Linked DNA regions of Homo sapiens: region 2 is linked to region 1. The links are chromatin contacts, found by Hi-C or POLR2A ChIA-PET in ENCODE. All regions are on one chromosome and are shown on one strand. The core of a region is the stretch at or near the end of the contact, and the rest is flanking DNA. Distances in the headings are between cores, read along the strand shown.

Region 1 (7,439 bases), core at 1,083-3,582:
AGCTAACTGTGGCCACTTTAAGAAGAACCTCCTTCCAAAAACAAACAAACAAACAAAAAAAACAAAAAAAAAAAAAAGAAGAAGAACCTCCTTCTTAAAAGGCCCTTGGAAAGTAAGTATAGTGATTTAAATAACTAGCTGGGTGTGGTGGTTCACACCTGTAATCCCAGCATTTTGGGAGGCTGAAGTGGGAGAATTGCTAGAGCCTAGGAGTTCAAGACCAGCCTGGGCAACATAGGGAGACCCCATCTCTACAATAAATGAAAAATTAGCCAGGTGCGGTGGCACGTGGCTGTGTTCCCCGCTACTCAGGCAGCTGAAGTGGAAGGATCACTAGAGCCCAGGAGTTTGAGACCAACCTGGGCAACATAGGGAGACACCATCTCTACGAAAAATAAATTAACCAGGTGTGGTGGCATGCACCTGTGCTCCCAGCTACTTGGAAGGCTAAGGTGGGAGGACGGCTTAAGCCTAGGAATTTGAGGCTGCAGTGAGCTGTGATTGCACCACTGCACTCCAGCCTGGGAAACAGAGCAAGACCCTGTCTCAATAAATAAATAAAATAATTAACTAAAAATTTCAGAAAAAATAAATAATCCATTTGCTCCCAAAAGATCTCCAAGAGAATACTACCATGACCATACAGGCAGGATAATTTATCCTTGATCATGAGTAATACATTTGTCTTTGCATTTTTGTATTGGTAGATAAACAGCTCATATTATGAAAAATCATTATGAAACAGCTCTTAAAGACATAAGGAAGAGGAACATGGATAAAAAAACAGGTAGTAGAAGTTGGTGGGAGAAAAGGGATAACAGATCACCCTTAAACAAGCCAGAAACTTAATTATCACCTTTAGTTAAATCCAAACACCCAGTCTCCTGTTTCAAGGAGACCAACTCACAGAATATTTTTCATGACTAACCTTATGTTTGCAACTGAAGATTAAAAACTAAATATTATTTGACAAGTTTTTATATGACGACATAAAGAGTGGCTAGTGCCCGCTGTTGACTCAGACATTTCTGCCAACCTCTTTTGCCTGCCAAAATATAGCTTCAATAAGCACACATAAATTTTATTTTTAATAAATAACCACAAAATAGTTTCATAAACATACTAAACTGTGGATAATTGTAGCTCACAATGAGTATGTGTTACAGTTTCGGTAAATAGAAGTTACACAGTCTGAAGCTGGCACACGCTAACCCCATCGTATGGATTGATGTCAAACCAGCTCACGCTGGAACACCCTGGTGATTTTCTTGGTAAGCGGCCTATGTGCTAACTACTTGGGCTCCTGCCTTCTTCCAGCAGTCCTCCTGTTAGTCTACGCAGACATTAGGTTTCAGAGTCCTGAGAATTTAAAAGGATAGCTGAGGTCTCTGCTTGGTGTCCCAAAGGGTCTTTGCGGTAAGAAAAGTTCCTTATGCCCTGACCAACATGTAGACACCTATAATACTTTAAAATGAATAAATAAAGGGCATTTGGGGAAATAAATACTGATGTGATGAGAAGGAACCAGTGAGAATAAACTGTTCTTTCTAACTAACTTTTCTTGGAATTTACATGTTCCTTTTACTCAAAAGATCCTTTTGGAAGAGTGTATTGCCTTTTCCTCTGTTGGCAGACATTTCTTTCTCTTTTTTTATTTTTTTATTCCTTGAAAAAAGCAGCTTATTGAAAGCTTAATGAGTTTTTCTTTTCTGTGTTAGAAATCAGGTTTATTTTTAAGCTTCTTTGACCACACATGTGCTTTGATGAACTTCCCTCCCATTCGTGGAAAAGAGCTCTAGGTTCCTAACACTTCCAGCTCCAATTCTCCACATTCTCCTTCACTTCACATCGACCCCTGGGAAACTTAGAGTGAGAAAAAGTCAAAGGGGGAATTTTTTTTTTTTTTTTGTAATGTACTGAGCTTCCTTTTGAAGACGAGGAAAGAGAGTTTTATCTTCAGTAAAAACAGGCCCTTTTGTGGAAAGGAGACGTGATGACTGATCAAACAGCATTCAGCATTCCAGGGATGCCAAGATATCGCTGGGTTAAATGGTGGAGATGACCCAAAGACCCTGCGCTGTTTGAAAATAAATAAAATTACTCCGGCAACATATTCCGCATTCCTGTTTGTACTCGGCAATCTACATGCTTTAGATTCTGCCTGTGGTTACCTTCACTCAGGTCTTAGCTCACAGTTGAATTTATTCAGTCAGAATTTACTGCAAACTTCCTTATGGGATGCATGAAACTGGGCCCTAGGATGGATGGGGCAGTGTGCATGGTAAGGAGGCAGGATAGAGCAAGAGGGTGGCCCTGACACCAGGAAGTGCTCAGCCTGAGGCCTTGGAATATTGCAGAGCCATGGATTAAGGGCCTCATGGGCACAGGGAGAGAGTGACTCACTCTGCTGGAGGTTGACCTCCATCAGGAGGAATGCCTCGTGGTGTTTTGTGACCTATGAAACATTGGCAGCCTGCAGTGCTGCCGCACAATTCTGTTATGTTTTTCAGCACTGCCAAGGGTAGATTTCTCATCTTAACCTCAGTCCTCCTCCAGTCTGCATCCTTTATAATCCTACACAACCCCCAGCAATGGTTCTCTAAGCACACCCTCCCTGACTCCAGTTAACCATTTTTTCTATCCTCACCCCAAATTAAATTCAACTCTCTTTGTGTATTTCTTGTTAAACAGCTATGTGTAGAAAGCTATGCAGGACACAGAGGTGCAAGATCTTGTGCATCAAAAAGCTTATCACCCAGTAGGAGAGTTAAACACGTAAAAATTTAAGTGGAAAAAAAATGTAATAGAACTGCAAGTGCTGTGAGCACTTAGACAAGGTAGTGACACACTTTGGTTCAGCGAGATTGTGAAGTTTTCACAAAGGTTCTGGCACATAAACTGAACCAAGATGCATGGACACGTTTCCTAGAGCTCCAAGGAACAGCATGAGCAAAAGACTAAAGTTATGTGGGTAGGCAGCCAAGGGTGTTTGAATTTGAGTGTGGCCAGGGCATAGGATAGTCAGAGAAACAGAAAAAGAGCTGAAAGGGTTGGTTCGGGCCAGATCAAATCCAAATCAAGGTAAGTAAAAGTTACTCTGTGAGTAATGGGGAAGAGTTGAAGTTTTCCTAGGAAAAAAATAACTTCCATTGCCCTGTGGTTAAGAATGCTAACCCTGGTCCTGGCTAACACGGTGAAACCCCGTCTCTACTAAAATTACAAAAAATTAGCCAGGCGTGGTGGCGGGTGCCTGTAGTCCCAGCTACCCGGGAGGCTGAGGCAGGAGGATGGCGTGAACCCGCGAGGCGGAGCTTGCAGTGAGCCGAGATCGTGCCTCTGCACTCCAGCCTGGGCAACAGAGCCAGACTCCGTCTCAAAAAAAAAAAAAAAAAAAAAAAAAAAAAAAAAAAAAAAAAAAAAAAAAGAATGCTAACGCTGGAAGCAGTGAGAAGGATTGATTAGACAGGATCAAGGCAGGAGCTGGAATGGACCCATGTAAAGGACCCAATAAGAGTGAGCATAGAAGACTTTTAGATAAGAAGCCCTGTAGAGGCTGAAATAAACGTTTTCCTAACATGGACAAGCAAGGCTCCACCGTCCTTCCACTTTTCCTTTTTTAGCAATCAAGCAAGCAACCAAAGACATCAGATGTTAATAAAATGAAATGGCTATAGACAGCACTGTACAGAACCAATAGAACCTTCCACAGTAATGGATACTAGGCACTTGATGTGGAATCACTCTGACTAAAGAACTGAATTTTTCATTTTGTTTAATTTTAATTACTTTTAGTTGGCATAGCCCTATGTGGCTAATCCTACTTTATGGGACCGTGTAGCTCTAAAGAATAAAATTATATTGACTGAACCAGAGATTCAAAGCATTTTGGAAAAATTTACATTATTCTTCTACCGGCCATCAGACTTCAGTGGTGTTGCTGGATTTAGAAGATGGTGTCTACCTATCAAAAGCCCCATGTTTACATATAAGAAGATGCAGTGCCTGTATTTAGCTCAGGCATGAAAAAACTTCAAAACATTTTCACTTTCAAAAGGGATCCCTTTGAGTTGTCCAGAAGGGCCATCTTATCTCCCTTCTACTCAGGATAGCCTATCAGTGGGCAGTAAGATCATGGAGGTCAGGAAGAGGGTGACTAGTTCTCTCTGACTTCAGAGAGGAGGACCTGTCCTCGACTATCTATTTTCCAATGAAAGTTTCCCAATAAGTCATTGCCCCATTATAACCTAAGCACAGCAGAATGGCCATGGTATGTCATTAAGTGTTTTTGTAAGTTGATTTGTGGTGTTAACTTTCTGGATCATAGAAATGGTTTTCCTCAGTATTTTTTCTTCTGTAGGTTTGGAGTCAAGAATTATAATCAGTTGCTAAGACTTTGAATTCTCCAGGTAGTTATTTCAAGAACATCCTTTTGCATGTTTCTTGGAAACTGATTCCTTGTTGTGTGAATTCAAATACATTATATGTGGTGGCTACTGGCCAGCTCTCAGGGCACCTGAACTTTTTGGCACTTCACTCCTTATATTCCATTATGGAATATGGTAAAATCTCTTATGCACTAAGTAAAACCAGGATTAGATAACTTTTTACTTGCTTATCTCTCCAACAAAATATATAAGAGGAGCACTGGAAGAAATTTAGCAATTAGAGACTATTAAAATAACATTTAATTTACACATTGATTATTTCTAGTAGAACAAGTGTTTTGAAGATGGCTACAATAATATGAATCTTTGATAACCTTTAAAACAGAACAGATTGCTCTGAAACCAGATGAAATAAATAGATCTTCCTAAAGCCAAAAGGAGAAATAATGCTTTTCAAACTGTGGGCCACAACCAGCTGGGTTATGAAATCAATTTGGTGGGTCAGACCAAATTTTAAAACTAGAACAGAATAGAAAATATCAGTGTACCTCACACATATTAAAGGTAGAAAATGCTGTATTATAAAACTATCAGTTGCGTTTGTGTCAGTGTGTTCTAAGTTGTGATGTAAAATAAGTATTTTTTACAGAGTGTTACTTTACCAAGAGCTTAAAAGTCACTGATTACCAAATGAGAGGACCTGAAGTTTCTTGCTGTTGTTCTAGGTAACAAATTGTTTGTTTTTTCATTGTTCTAGGTAACAAATACTTATCAAACATCTGTTCTATGCCTGATATTGAATTCAGTTATAAGGTGAATACATGGCTACTTCCTTCAAATAATGTATCATCTAACAACATATAGATACAAATAATTATAACACAATGAGCACTATAATAGACATGAAGAGGTAGATTAGAAACATGGCAGAGGGAGCCTCTACTTCTGCATGTGACAGAATGCAGAGAGGAGACATGACAAATACTTCACAGAGAGAGTGGCATTTGATGTCATCCTTGAAAAGTGACCTGGAGGAGCAAGAGAAAGGCATTCCAAGAAAACAGAACATTTTCTATAAAGGTTGAGATGTGACTTGTACTAGGCCTGGAGTCTGGAGTGGTACTCTAAATCTTACTGCACATTTTAGTCACTTAATATAGCCTTCAAACTTAGAGATATAGTGAAAATGGAGATAGTTTATTTTCATTATGTTTGAATTGTTAGTAATACGGTGGTGTTTGATTCAGATCTTAAAACCATCGCTTTTAAGAGCAAAGCTTTTCAAATGGAAGAGTTCCTCTCAAATGGGTCAAATGTTATGCTTCCTAGGGAAGAAAACAAAATTCATTTGCATTATAACAGGGTTTAGCAAGAAGTCATGTAAGGCTCAAACTCCTTTCTTTTGCTGGTTTGAACAAAACAAATATTTATTAGAAAACAAAATCATTGTACATTGTAATAGAATCAAGAAAATTAGGTCATGCTTTGTTATAACTGTTATTGGACATAGATCATTTAACTTAATTTCACACTTAAAAATTTAAATTACATGGTAGGGGTTGGGGGGGGTAGAAATTGAGGCCCAGAACATCAGGTATGTGTGTCATGAATAATCATAAAAGGCTTTAGAGCCAATTTAGGCAATATTGATAAGTATGAAAGTATAGAATTGAAAGTACTAATTCAAAATAAAACTTTTCATTAATTTTTTTCTTGGTATTATTTACACTGACTGTGACTATATTTGTTATTTATTTCAAATCATTCTGCTTTCTTTCCTTTTCCATGATTCCTCGTAGAAGAGCTTTTAGAATAGCGTTTCAACTCACAGGCTCTAAATGATATAGCAAGATCTAACAGAACTTTATATATTAAGCAAAGTAATAGCTAAAAAGAGATCAGCAATATATTATTGCAGACTAGGTAAATAATCTTAGTAATTCTTCTAAAGGTAACATGTGAATGAGCATTCTTTCTTTGTGATAGGAAAACTACTTTAATTACTTTTCAAACAATCTCAAAGGCTGAAAATGACCCTTGTATTTTAGATTTTGAAAATTCCATGAGAATTGCCGCTGTAAAGATTTTGACATGGCCTTGAGATGTAATCTTATTCCCCAAAAGTGACTGTTATTTTATTTTACCTTTTGAGAATAATGACTTTGATTTGAAATGAGAAAATAAATAATAATATTTCTAAGCTTTGCCGTAACACAGTTTCAAAACAAAAATTAAACCGTCCTGCTCAGGTACCTATTAAATTTTTCAGGTCTTAGAAGAAAGAAGCACAGTAATTATAATTGCAGACTCTACGAAAGACTTAAAAGTCAAACAAACCAAAAAGAATCATAACTTTTTAAAGAGGTTCTCAAGGGTTTTCCAGAATAAAAAAAAGTGATTATGAGTGAGTTTGTGTTTGGATTTGATTTTCATCCTGCAGGAGTGAACATTAAACCAAAAATACATATATCTTGGAGGAAAAGCTGCAGCTTCTTTCCCCAACTGTCTGAATGCTCTAATGTCAGATTTTTCAAATTCTTCTCTACCTTGGAGGAATCAGATATTTCCAGGAGCACCAGGATGGATGCTTTTCTTTTCAGCAAGACTTCAATTGTCTACCTGTTTATATAGGAGAAGCTCTGTAATTTAATCTCCACCACAGAAGACAATCATTATGATTAAATGAGGCGCTGGTTTAACAAGGTACACCTAATAGGCACTTCTGCTCATCAGATCTTGCACAAACAACATTCTTTCATTGTGCAACATGTAAAATAACTTCTTCGTCCTGTTGTAGCCTCTGACACTAGGCACAGCATGCTACCTCTCGACTGACTTTTCACTGGAAAGCAGAAAAGACATCACTCTGTCCTAGAGACCGTGGCCTCTGTTCATGTAGCCTGTATGAAAGCAGGAAAGGGAGACATTTTTTCCACTGTTTGCACTCACTGCGGGATTTGGGGTATACCACACAACAGAGGACATGTCTCTCTAAGCACAGGATGAAAAGAATGTGCCTCAGAGAACACAGCTTTTTTGCAAACTCAATTGGTT
Region 2 (7,163 bases), core at 2,876-5,375, 130 kb after region 1:
GAAGTTACTTACCTTTATGGGCCTCCATTTTCCAATGCATCATAGGTAGGGTTGAAAGTACTGGCCACACATTTCCTCCTGCCCTTCCCTATTCCCACCCACCTCTGACCACTAGTCCACTTTCACAACTTTCATCATCTAGAAATAATCATTTTCTTTTGAGGGGCTCTCATATAGTATTTTGTATATGTTTTATCTATGATTTATTCTGCCTTAGTTTATTGTTATCAGTTGTTGTTTCTTCTCTCTTCTACTAGACAGCGAGATGTTTGAGGGTGGGGATTAGTTTTATTATAACTATTGTATCCCCCACAACACTTGGCTGTGTGGCTTAAACATGGCAAACTTCCTTTAATGACTCGTCCAATGGATTCACTCTAAAAGATAAGCAGTCTCTTAATTCAGGACGTGATTAGAGGGGAAGTGAGAAGGCAACATGTTTTCTCCCCTTCCCTGTCTGCAAATTCTTTCACACTAAATTACTTAAAAACAAACAAACAAACAAACAAACAAACAAAAAAAAAAAACGCCATCGCAGAATCATTCCTGTAGCTTAAAACCTTGTCTTCTCAGAAGTAAAATGGATATCCTTCTTGGAAACAATAGCCCACTTCTGGGGATCATACTTCTAAGTAAGAACACGTGCATCTGATCTTTTCTGAGAAGCAGATTTTCACAGAAAAGTGGAGAGCCTAGTGCTACTGAGACATGAAGCAGATTGAAAGACACAAAAATGAGAGCCTGGGAACACCAAGATAAACTCCAACCATTTCATAATCTTGCTCAAACCAATCCTGACCGGTGGTCCCCAAGTGCCTCCTAGGTGGTCCATAGACGGGTTTCTTGAGGAATTCATGTTTATAATATGACTGTGTCTTTGTTTTTGTTTCTGGAATGAATTAATCATTTAGTTAGAATAGTAAATGAGGATCAGACGCTGCCTTTCAACAAACGCAGTTCCTTTTGTCTCATTAGTCCTTGAGAAAATGTTGGCACTGTAGAACGTAAATAGGTGAAATGTGTCAATTACAAGGTCTTCTCTCCTGATAAAATGATACAAAAGAAAGACAAGTATGGTATTCCTGTTATTATTCCTACTGATTTTACACAGTTTCTCTCTAAGCCATCAAATTAAAACCGTTGTCAATATTAGGTTATCAGTTCACTTGAGAATGTCATATTATTCCTGGCCTCCAAGTCATCCTCTGGAATATTCATTCCATCGAAGAGACTCTCCCTCATCTGTCCAGAAACATTTTCATCTCTCAAAGTTCAAGTAGAATATCATCTCTCCATGGAAGCCTTTTCTGATTCCTCCATATAAGAGTAGACAGCCACCTATGATCTCTCACTTATCTATTTTATAGCCAGTGAATTGAACTCCTACATTTATTTGTCTATCTTTGTTTTAGTTATGTATTACTGTGTAACAAACCATCTCAAAACTTACTAGCTTAAAACAATAGCATTTTTAAAAAGTTTTCATGTATTTATGGGCCAACCAGGTTCAGCAGGGCCATTCTTCTGCTAAGTGTTGTAGTAGTTGAGGTCACTCATGCAGCTGCATTCAGATGCTGAGAGCAAAACATCAGTGATGACATCTCATCGTCTAAGGCCTCTCTCCACATGCTGGTTAATCACTCAGTGGTTGGGCTTGGGCTTCTTACAGCACAGCAGCTGCACAAGAGAAAAAAAGTGGGAGTTGCCAGGCTTCTTAAGGGCTAAGCCTAGAACTTGGATAGCACCACCACCTTCACTTTTATTGAACAAAGCAGGTCACAAAGCCATCCAAGACTGGGACAAGGTAGTAGGAATGTACCTCTTGAAGGAGGAGCAGCCAAGTATTAATAAACATCTTTAATCTACCACCCTTCCCCACCAGACAGTGTGCTCTTTCCAGGATAGAATACTTCTGACATTTCTGAGAGAATACTGGAAGAAATCAAAGATCTTTGAACATAGTCATCTTTGAGAAGTTAGGAAGACAGTTTAAAGATGTGTCAAAAGGAATTTAAAATTAAAAGCAAGAAAAGAGGTCCCATAACCCACATTCTGAAGTTTCACAAAATTCTGGCTTCAACAGCGTTCAAGAAAAACAATAGAAGGAGAGGGAGTAGCCACCCATGTCATCTGCTGTCTCTCCAGATGCCTAAGAAAACAAAGCTTCTTGTACCAGAACTACTATGAAAACATGCACTTCTTAAAGCTCCTTGGAGCTCAAAAGTCCTCCATGTTCCACTACAATCCAAAGGTCCAACCAACATGAGATTAACCTAACATCAGAACTCAGGCCACTTGATACATTTAAATAAATTTTCAGCAATAGTTTCATCTAATATGCGATTACAAATGAACTAATAGGACCTAACCACTAGAATTTCAGGTGTTAGATCTGAATATGAAATTGTGTACTTTATTTGTTAAAGGCAGGGTTCATGCAATGGAAGGGAAATAGAAGATTTAATAACTAGTTGCATCATTTATCAGAAGAACTCGTATCGTCAGGTTCATGACATCATAAGGAATTGATTCCTGATTGTAATTTTGGGGAAAAATTGTGCTGGAGTTAAATTTGACAACATAAAAAGCAAAAATGTTGAAATTTTTGCATATCCTTTAACCTATATGTTCTCCTAAGAATTTGTCCTGGAGGAAATAGTCATAAGTAGTCACAAAGATATAATTATAAGATGTTTACCATAGCATTATTTGTAACAGTGAAAATACTAGTGACAAGCTATATTCAAGCAATATGAGATTATAAATTACAGCACATCTGTAAGATGGGATTGTAGGTAGCCAGCAAAATTATACTATAGAAACATATCTAATATGAAAAGGTAATTTATGATATAATATATAAAAAGCAAAACATGAAACAGTTACTGAGCGTCAGCATATATGTATGAGAATCTGGAAACCTATATGCCAGATAATTATAAGTGATTAGAAGTGATTATCTCTGGGTAGTAAAATTTTATTATTTTTAGTTATTTACATTCTACATAAGGAACATAGAGCTGTAATAAATGTAAAATTGTGCACTTAAAGTTTTTTTTTACTTGTACATTACCAATTTGTGGACTGTTTAGAAGGTGTTAGAATAGAGCAGTTTAATTCAATCAAGTCAGGTGACTAGATCATGGAAACTGTTATTTACTAAGCTATTTCCTGAAATCAACAAGTTTTTTGTTTAATGAAAAGCCATTGAAACCTGCAATATGTCAGACACACCATACTACACAACAAATTGTGTTTTCTCATTGATATGATGTGACTTCAGAACACACTGAATCTGAAATGTCTCTGGGATTTAGGACTAAGAACTGTAGTTATAGACTGTGAATTCCATGAAAGTAGAGATTTCATTGGTTCCATTAAGTAAATGTGCTTTGAATGGATGAATGATAAGATCACATGAATCATTAATCTCCTACAAGATAGTCCTGAAGATAGCTTCCTAGATGACCTGAGGTCACATAATTACATCCTGTGCTGTGGCTGCCGCAAACAGCCCACATCCCAGGAACTTCTGAGGACAGGTTTTAATAGGTAGTTTTATATACATATAGAAAGAGAGCTGGAAAACGTCTCAGTATATACTGAGGCCATGAGGAAGCTGAAACCAGGGAGAGTTAGGAGAGAAAGACCAAGGACAGAATTTTGAGGAATAAAGATAGGGATGAGCTTCACTGTCTTCCCTGCCCGCATGTCCATCTGATCTTCAGATGTGGGATTTCACAGCTTCTCACAGCAGACTGAACTTCACCCTAGGTTCAAAAGAGCACAAAATCAAGGCTCAAAAGATCCCTGCCTGGCCAGACAAACATGTTGCCTTGTGCCTGAGATCTAGCCATCACATATTTATCCAATTGTCTCATATTTGACTTTTATTCTTAGTATCTTACTCCGAATTACTCCAGGATTTTTTAGACAAAGTGTTCTTGCTTTGTTTGAGCCAGAGCTCTCAGTTCTGGAGTCCTGAATCCTATCCATCTGAGACCCTCTGCTTCTCTGTACCTCTGCTATTTGCCTATTGCCAACTCCCAATTACTCCACCCACCTATCCAAATTCCCTCTTATTGCTCATTGCCAGACTTTGTCAGACTGTTTGTGTTGGCAGTTTCTTCACAGTGGATATTCTTGAGCTGTCTACCTTCCGTTGACCAAGCCTAGGGTCTGACAGGTAGAGGAATCATTTCCACAGTGACCCCCGCTTTATGCTTTCCTCTTTTGAGACGTGAGTCATTTAACTCCTGTTATATGTATGCAATTGGAAAAATTCTAGGTTGGTTATTTACTGGCTCAGTGTTGAGTCACTCTTGATACTTTAATTTTGGATTAACTGGATTCATGACTTTTTTTTTTTTCTTCACTGAAGTTCTTTTCCTTAGAAGGGAAAAGAAACACAGGTCTTCCTGGGCCCAGGTCTCCAACGCTTGCTGGGTGTTTGGCCAGTCCTCCTCTGAAACTCAGTCTGTCCTTGTCTCTGGGATCTTCTTTTTTTTTTTTTTTTTCCTTTTTTTGAGACAGACAGATTGTCACTCTGTTGCCCAACTGGAGTGCAGTAGCATGAACTCGGCTCACTGCCACCTCTGCTCCCGGATTAAAGCGATTCTCATGCCTCAGCCTCCCGAGTAGCTGGGATTACAGGCATGCACCACCGCGTCCAGCTAATTTTTGTATTTTTAGTAGAGATGGGGTTTTGCCATGTTGGCCAGGCTGGTCTCAAACTCCTAGCCTCAAGCAATACACCCACCTCGGCCTCCCAAAGTGCTAGGATTACAGGCGTGCACCACCACATTCAGACTGGATCTTCTTGATCTACATGGATCTAAAGTCTAAAATCTTGGATTTATTTTTAGACATTTGCTGAAGGTATTTGTGATGCTTTCCAATTGTGTTTGCTGTGACTGCCTTCAGGATGAAAGCACTCAGTTTCGATTGAATCCATTGGATGTATATTCTAAATGTCTGTCCTTATAATATCTTTTTGCCTTTTTTCTCTTTGTAAATTTGTCACAGTTGCTAAGGCCTGGACTTTCAAATGATTTCTCTTGCTCCTATCTATGACCAGACCAAAAAAAAGTTTTCACTAATAAAATAGCAGTATGTTCCCAGTGGATATTCAGGAGCAAGACTGATGATAAATTCTTGACTTTTGTCCTGGTACTTTTAAACTCTTCTTCTTTCAAGTCTGCTTTTTACTTCTAGACAATTCTCTAGATATACTGCTGTTCCTCCTCCTTTTCCTTCACATTAAAATTTTGAAACAAAAAATAACTCACTGGTCCACATGCCCCTCATGCCCACTGGTATACCCAGCAGTGCAGCTGTCTTGACCCTCTCGTGTCAACACATCAATCAATCAGTCATCCTTAAGAGAACATTTGTAAAGTAACTATGTTTTGAGCTTTTTGGTTCAGTTTTATTGGGATTTTTAAATAAACTGCATTCATTGGATATCCAACAGTAGCCCAAACATATAGGAACATAATCTGAAATATCACAGTTTCAAATTTCATAATTTGAGATATCACAAGAACTCAAAATAATCTGCCTTACTAATAATCTGCATTAAGGCTGATGGTATTCAATAAGAAAAGTAGAAAGTTCTTACCCAATGGGTTTAGAGCTGCCAACTTGGGTACAATAGAAATGATATACAGTTTTCAAAGCCACAAGTCAAAGATTTTACTTGCTGTTTTAGGGAATAGCTAATATACTATTTCATTTCACCTGTCTTGAGTTTTCTAAATGAATTAGACCCTAAGACAAAGGATGGTGGGCAGCTGGTAGACATCGCACCACACACACACACACACACACACACACACACACAATTTTTAAATTAAGTTATAGAAATTTTGTGCTCAGATTAGTAGAGCAATTATTCCATAGTACTTTATGCTTCTCTGATTTCTCTGATTATCAATTAGAATTCAATCGGAGCTCTTTGTTTGGAGAAAAATATATATTTGCCCCATAAGTAAAAATCCCATGGTTAGTGCCGAAATGAACATGGCAGGATTGGGGGCTGTAGGCCAAATCTTATTACCTTTTCTTCTATCTCTGGGCTTAGCCTTTCAACCATTTTGATAAAGCCAAAGTAAAGGTAAAATGGCAACAGAAGATTTAGCCCCACCTCCTCTGAGGCTTAAGACCCAGTGGAAAAGCTCAAACAAAAGTCCCAAAATTGAATCGTATTCATCCTGATAGGTATGACTTTGGTTACCGTGCCCGTAACAAATCCATCCTCCTAGCCAGTGGGATGGAATGTGCTGACTACTGTGGGCCATGTATGCACATGCTTTCAAGGCTGAAGTCTGGTGGCTATTTTTTTTTAAAAAAAAAACAAGAATTAATAATTGTTGGCAAGGATGTGGAGAAGAAGGAACTCTTGTACACTTTTGGTGGGAAGGCAACTGGTGCAGCCATTATGGAAAACAGTATGGAGTTTCCTCAAAAAACTAAAAATAGAACTACCATACAATGGGTAGATACTTGAAGGAAAAGAAATCAGTAGCTTAAAGAGATATTTTATACCCATTTGCACTCTCATTAAGACCTTATTCATAATAACCACAACATGGAAACTAAGTGCCTATTGATGAATGAATGAATGAATGAATGAATAAATTGTGGTTCATATATACAATGAAATATTCTTCAGCCATAAAAAAGAAGGAAATTCTGCCATTTGCAGCAACATAGATGAACTTAGAGGACATTATGTTAAGTGCAATAAGCTAGAAATAGACAAATATTCTATCATCTCATTTGTATGCAGAATCTAAAAAAGTCAAACTCATAGAAACAGAGAGTAGGACAGAGGATGAGAGGTGAGAGAAATGGGGAGATGTTGATCCAAGGTTACACACTTTCAGCTATAAGATGAATAAGTTCTGGAGAGCTAATATAATATACAGCATGGGTGATTATGGATATGCTACTTATTTTGACTGTGGCAATCATTATACACAATGTGTACATTTATCAAACCATCATATTGCACTACTTGGATATATACAATCTTTACTTGTCAATTAAATATTTTAAAATTTAAAAATAGATATATGGATAGAAAAGACTGAAGTTCAGGGTGGCATCTGCTTCCCTGGAAATAAATGGTCAGAAGAAGGTTGAGGATTTTCTAGAGGAAA

What was found. Hi-C counts contacts between places; a loop is a spot of excess contacts on that map. ChIA-PET counts read pairs that join two places held with the same protein, here RNA polymerase II (POLR2A).
Region 2: a loop to region 1 is called in a map of Caco-2, with 2.1 times the contacts of the local background. The contact joins two enhancer-like sites. A Hi-C loop is called at or near these places in 2 of 168 maps with a recorded cell type or tissue (Caco-2 and HepG2). POLR2A ChIA-PET finds 5 or more read pairs at or near these places in 2 of 52 experiments (A549 and IMR-90).

Annotation. Positions count from the first base shown.
Region 1 is chr2:226,476,144-226,483,582 of GRCh38, forward strand. No RefSeq gene overlaps it. Among named protein-coding and RNA genes, the nearest start is that of MIR5702, 180 kb to the right of the region's middle. RefSeq lists an enhancer at 1,782-2,332 and a silencer at 1,970-2,264. Within about 2 kb of position 2,333, at least 15 of the 41 ENCODE cell types and tissues checked have a DNase peak (open chromatin) inside an H3K27ac peak, as active enhancers do; they include IMR-90, where a contact is called at or near this core.
Region 2 is chr2:226,607,931-226,615,093 of GRCh38, forward strand. No RefSeq gene overlaps it. Among named protein-coding and RNA genes, the nearest start is that of MIR5702, 47 kb to the right of the region's middle. Within about 2 kb of position 4,126, at least 4 of the 41 ENCODE cell types and tissues checked have a DNase peak (open chromatin) inside an H3K27ac peak, as active enhancers do; they include IMR-90, where a contact is called at or near this core.